Regions from separate parts of the Homo sapiens genome. Here region 1 is linked to region 2. A link is a contact called in ENCODE Hi-C or POLR2A ChIA-PET data. All regions are on one chromosome and are shown on one strand. Each heading gives the region's core, a stretch centred on a gene start or an enhancer-like site at or near the end of the contact. The rest is flanking DNA. Distances are from core to core; before and after follow the strand shown. Region 1 overlaps ZCCHC2 (zinc finger CCHC-type containing 2). Region 2 has its middle 72 kb from the start of ZCCHC2.

Region 1 (2,765 bases), core at 224-2,723, 100 kb after region 2:
CAGTCCGATTTCAGTTTGTGTTTGAGTAGGCTTTGCCGCCTCCCTGTGAATGGCCTTTTCAGTCCTTTCCACACTTTATTGGTGTCACTGATTGGAAGAGTTACTTGTTAGATAAAGAGCCCTGCTTGCGATTACTTCATGACCATAGAGGTGTTTTAAATTTTTATATACTCAGATTTATTGATCTTTTCTCTTCTGGTTTCAGGGTTTTGTGTCATGCCTAGAAAGACCTTTTCAAAGATATGTTTGAAAATGTATCTGAAATATGTTTCAAAAAATATGTTTTCTTCTGATACTTCCTTTTTAAAAAAATCTTGGATTCATTTGTAATTTATTTTGATGTAGGGAGTATGGCGGGAATTCGTATATTTTCCCAAATGGCTGGCCTGTGGCCTCAACACCATTAATAGGATGTCAGGACACTTCCTTCTCAGTTTGTGGGTTTTAAATTAGTAGGTCATCATTTGTGTCTCAGAAGTGTAGCAGTTATAAAGGAGGCGGAAGAAAGGAAACTGAGAAATAGGAAGTACTTATTAGTGATACAGATCTTGGTTGGTACAGGACACACTGCATTTAGTCTCAAATATGCTGTAGGTTAGGAAAATGAAAATACGGCCTGAAATGTGCATTTGGGGTTGGATGATTTCTGTCATGTCAGAATGTGACCTTGTTTTTCTCACTCATTTGATTTATCAAATAGTTTATGGCCACTTTGATTTTTTAATATCGGTATAATTGCCATCTGTGGTTATTCATTAATGAGCCTTGACTTTAGTTTGCATGCTGATTTCAGTCCCCGCCTTTATCTCATTTGTGGTTTAAATGTAATACTCAGTGTTCCTGTAGTGGATGTATACATAGTATTTGGAGTTATATCTGGGCTGTTGCCTGGGACTCAGGCCTTGAATTGAAGGTGTGCCTGTGCTTTTGACCAGTTGGTTTCTAACATGACTGGGTGTGGGTTCCACCACTGCCTTTGGATTTTAATGTCAGCCTTAGGTAATATGTTCAGACCTGGAAATCTAGATTTGCTCCTGAATTCAGATCTCAGTTCTTTCATCTCTTAATTTCACCCATGTCTTCCTGTTGAATGTTTACTTTCACATTAGAAGACCAAGAAGCAATTTTGCATGATATACAAGGCAACTTTGGCCCATAAAGGTCATCTGTTGGTATATTAATGATTTTATAATTAATCTGAATAATAGGTCAAAAACCTTGGGGGAGAAATTAATTGAAATTTAAAATGCGCATTAAAAGTGTTCAAAACTAATAGAATGGGATTTGTATGTTGAGCACCTAAGTAGTAGGTAGGGTGACTGTTTATCTGTGTGCACTATTTGATTCTTGTAACCATGAGAAATTGGAAGTTGAAAGGCTAACTGGCTTGTTTAGGGTGCTTCATCTTATAAGCGACTGAACTGGTATTCAAATCCAAAGTAAACTTCCTGGTAGATTCTGCTCTAATTCTTTGCCCAAGAGCCCTTTTACAGGTACCACTGTCGGGAAGACCTCCAGCTGGAGTCTTTTAATTACATTAATAAAATATGAGGAAAGCTGGGTTTCAAAGATAACTTTGACTCATGGCATGATACACATTCAACATGAGTCATCAGTTAGTCATGCCTTAGGTTGTAGAATATATGTATGATATATGATAACTACATAATTGACTGTTCCATATTTTTCAGGACTCTTAGCATCCCAAACTTCCCAACCTCCCACTTTGAGAGTGTGGGAATGCCCGTTAATACTACAGCCAAAGGCCAGGCTCAGTGGCTCACGCCTGTAATCCCAGCACTTTGAGAGGCCGAGGTGGGCAGATCACCAGAGGTCAGGAGTTCGAGACTAGCCTGACCGACATGGTGAAACCCCGTCTCTACTAAAAATACAAAATTAGCCAGGCGTGGTGGCACATGCCTGTAATCCCAGCTACTCGGGATGCTGAGACAGGAGAATAGCTTGAACCTGGGAGGCGGAGGTTGCAGTGAGCTGAGATCGCGCCATTGCACTCCATCCTGGGCAATAAGAGCAAAATTCAGTCTCAAAAAAAAAAAAAGTACAGCCAAATAAGGAGAAGAACACCTGTGGAGAAGAGTAAAGAAATTGCAGTTGTTTTTCTGAACAGAAGGGTGGCTATTGGACCACTTGGGCAAAGGCTGAAATAATACATTTTTGGGCCAGTATTGAAAACTTACCATTAGATTATACAAAATTAAAAATGAACCTATTTAGTCGATTCTTGCAAATGAATTTTGTTAAATGTTACTGACTTCTTCCCATAGGAAATACATTAGAAAATAATATTCTTTTCTATAGGAAAAATATTTTTCCATACCTGAATTAAACTGCCACTTCATTCTGCTTTATAATTGAAACTGAGCTTCTTGTGGATTAACATTACCTGAAATTAACAAATCTCTTTTCTTTTTATGTGCAGGCAGCTATTTTCAAGTTCATCACAAGCTTTTCTACAAAGTCAGAAAGTACACAGCTTCTTTCAGTCCATATCATCAGACTCCCTACACAGTATCAGTAAGCATCCTCTGTCCCTCTGTGGAAATCTTTTTTCTTTGTTGGATTTTATTGCTTTACTGTGTCATTTTGTGTAGGTTTGTCACTTTAGTTAAAGTTAAGGAATAGTGACATACATTTTTAATGTCATTTTTAATGAGTTTTTACACTGCAGTTTTAAAGAAGGTCATGAATAAAAGCTAATATAACAGAGCAGACTGATTCCAAGGTAAGGCCTGAGTCTCTCTAGT
Region 2 (2,737 bases), core at 161-2,660:
GAGCACTATCCCAGCCGAACGAGAGTCTCCCTTTCTCTTCCCCACTCTGTTTCACTGCAGCCCATGGCTTAGCCCAATCAATGCACGGCTAATCCTGGCATCTCAGCTCTAGGCAACTCTGTCTTTTATATTTGCTTGTTCCCCACCAATCTAAATAACAAACAAAGAGAGGCTGTCTAAAAGAAAAGATGTTTACTTGGGAACAGAGCATTGCAATGTGAATACCTGTGCCATAGGTAAACCATGTGCATATTCAGGGAGGTAAAGGAAGAGAAGGATTTTTAAAGGAAAAAATGAAGGGGATTACATAATTGTTCTGAAATACTTATCCCTGGCTAAAAGATCAACAACAAGGGTGACACCCGTCCAAGGCTGGAGAGGCAGTTGCTGGGCAGACGTCCTTACAGAAGCATTTGTTGTATAAGGCTGTGACGGTCTTGGTACAAAGTTGTGGTCTCTGTAGTCTTTCGTGGTCAGGCATACAAGTGTGAGAATCCTCTCTTCATGGCCTTCCTTGGATCTGTTTGTCAGAGTTTTCTTAACCTTAGTGACTCCATTTTGCTTCTGACAACTTTCACATCCCCAATGTTCCCACTTTGGAATCATCTCACTTTTTCCTCCCATACTTAATATCACCCCAACAATACAATAAGGAGTCTGTTTTTTGCAGGAGTTAGCTATTGTATGCAGCACCGCTAGACTTGCTTTCCCTCTGTTTCCATTGAGTTGTTGCTCTGTGTTGGGGGTGGGGTGGTGCAACCACTGTGTCATCCCTCTCTGTTATCTCTGAAACACAGAGCTTAGTAAGTAGGAAGGGTCCTTTATGTCACTACTGATTTGCTGGTTAATAGCTAAACATCAAGTCAGGCAAATTAACATGCTTCCCAGTTATGCCCTTTCTAGTCCTATGTGGTGTGGCCTTTGCTAATTATTTGCACTTCCGTTATTCTGGAGCGCTTCCTCCCTTCACTCATAAGTGATTAATGCAATGTTGCCGGTACAGCTTCGCCCACCACCACCTCCAACTGTTGCCAACTGTGGTTTGGAGAGGCTGGGCCGGCATCCCGGAGGCCTGTTTGTTTGTCCTAGTATTCATTACTAGTTGGCTCTCCTCCCATCTGCTGCCAATGCAGAGTTATTTATATCAAATTGGAGAAGCCTTGGTGAGCTCCGCTGTGATAACTCACATCCTCAGAATGCCTTTCATCCCAAAGGACTTTACACGTGGTATCCTCGCAGGAAACCCTTTCCCGCTGACCCAGGGGTAAATCCTGGCTTCCCTGGGAAGTGGCAGCTGCTGGTCCATCTGCTTGGCTGATAAGGCCTTTGCACTCAGATTAAGAGCCCTGGCCCACAAAACGTGCGGTGGAACTTGCCCAAAGAGGTCGTGACAGCTGAGTCACAGGGAATAGCACTGAAACTGCGATCCTGGGGCATGGAGAATGTCTATGAGGGGTGAGCCAGGGTGCTGAGTCATGCCTCTCCGCCTGGCACTGACTTGCTGAGTGTCAGAGCTTCCAGAAGGTGACACTGCTTAGAAGTCACCAACCTTCCCACTGCCAGCCTGGTCCATGAGCTCTGCACTTCTGAGGCTGACATGCCATCCCCTCCAAAGGATTTACTGTCATCAGTATCACATTTGGGTGATAATTCATCAGCTCTCATTTTTTCAACCAATATAGGTTCATTACATCCAGCGTTTCACCGTTTGACACAGGATAGAGCTCAAATGAAGGGCTTGTGATGTTCTGGCAGCAGTCTAACTCAATTAACAGATTAACACGAGTCCACAGGCACAGGTCTCCAAAGAAATTAGATCGCTCCGAAAGAAATCAGGCTGGGGTGGGAAGGTCAATCATCATTTTAAATGAAACTGAGAAAATTATTGACAAATTTGTGCTCTTGTTGGGGCTTCCAGCAAGTAGTATCAGAGGGATGACTTTGGGAAAAGAGCCAAAGAGAAAAATATATGGCCTGGCAAAATTTTTTATGGAGAAAATATTTTTTTAATTTCATTTTTTTTCTATTTGTAGTTTTTTATTTCTTTTCTCTTTTTTTTTTTTTTTTTTTCTTTTTTGAGAGTGTCTCACTCTTACCCAGGCTGGAGTGCAGTGGCACAATCAGACAGAGTTCACTGTTACCTCAACCTCCTGGGCTCAACCAATCTTCCCGCCTCAGTCTCCCGAGTAGCTGGGACTACAGATACATACCACTATGCCTGGCTAATTTTTTTTTTATTTTTAAATGTTTTTGTAGAGATGGGGTCTCGTTATATTACTCAGGCCAGTCTTTAATTCCTGGTCTCAAGCAATCCTCCCACCTCGGCCTCCCAAAGTGCTGGAATTATAGGCATGAGCCACTGTGCTCAGCCAGGAAATAAATTTTTAAATCAAATTTATTGACAGGTTGGCCATACACTGTCTAATCAGTGCAGGGAGGTGATCATGCAGTTGAGGGAAACTGCTACCAAGAAGCCTACCCCATCCCATAGCCTCCAGGAAGGAGTTTTTGCCAGGGGAATATCAATATTGCACCACCAGACCAGTGTTGAAATTCAGTGGGTGCAGGGAGATGGCAGGTGTGGGCGGTAAATTTCAAAACACTTATTTTGAAACGCCCACGATGCCTGGATCACAGATCCTGTGGCTGGCAGAATAACCAGTGCTGTTTACACATCCGTGGAGGGTGAATCTTCTTCTCCGGCTATCAGAAGAGCATTGCATGCTCTGTAAGAGCA

The links. Hi-C counts contacts between places; a loop is a spot of excess contacts on that map. ChIA-PET counts read pairs that join two places held with the same protein, here RNA polymerase II (POLR2A). Pooled maps may share reads with other maps.
Region 1: a loop to region 2 is called in a map of endothelial cell of umbilical vein, with 7 times the contacts of the local background. The contact joins two enhancer-like sites. A Hi-C loop is called at or near these places in 1 of 168 maps with a recorded cell type or tissue (endothelial cell of umbilical vein), 1 of 37 single-sample maps with no recorded cell type and 1 of 50 pooled maps. POLR2A ChIA-PET finds 5 or more read pairs at or near these places in 2 of 52 experiments (T-cell and activated CD4-positive, alpha-beta T cell).

What each region holds. Positions count from the first base shown.
Region 1 is chr18:62,553,763-62,556,527 of GRCh38, forward strand. ZCCHC2 (zinc finger CCHC-type containing 2) reads left to right here. Exons shown (of 14, transcript NM_017742.6): 6 at 2,441-2,535. Among named protein-coding and RNA genes, the nearest start is that of ZCCHC2, 32 kb to the left of the region's middle. Within about 2 kb of position 1,474, at least 4 of the 41 ENCODE cell types and tissues checked have a DNase peak (open chromatin) inside an H3K27ac peak, as active enhancers do; they include endothelial cell of umbilical vein, where a contact is called at or near this core.
Region 2 is chr18:62,449,846-62,452,582 of GRCh38, forward strand. No RefSeq gene overlaps it. Among named protein-coding and RNA genes, the nearest start is that of ZCCHC2, 72 kb to the right of the region's middle. Within about 2 kb of position 1,411, at least 24 of the 41 ENCODE cell types and tissues checked have a DNase peak (open chromatin) inside an H3K27ac peak, as active enhancers do; they include endothelial cell of umbilical vein, where a contact is called at or near this core.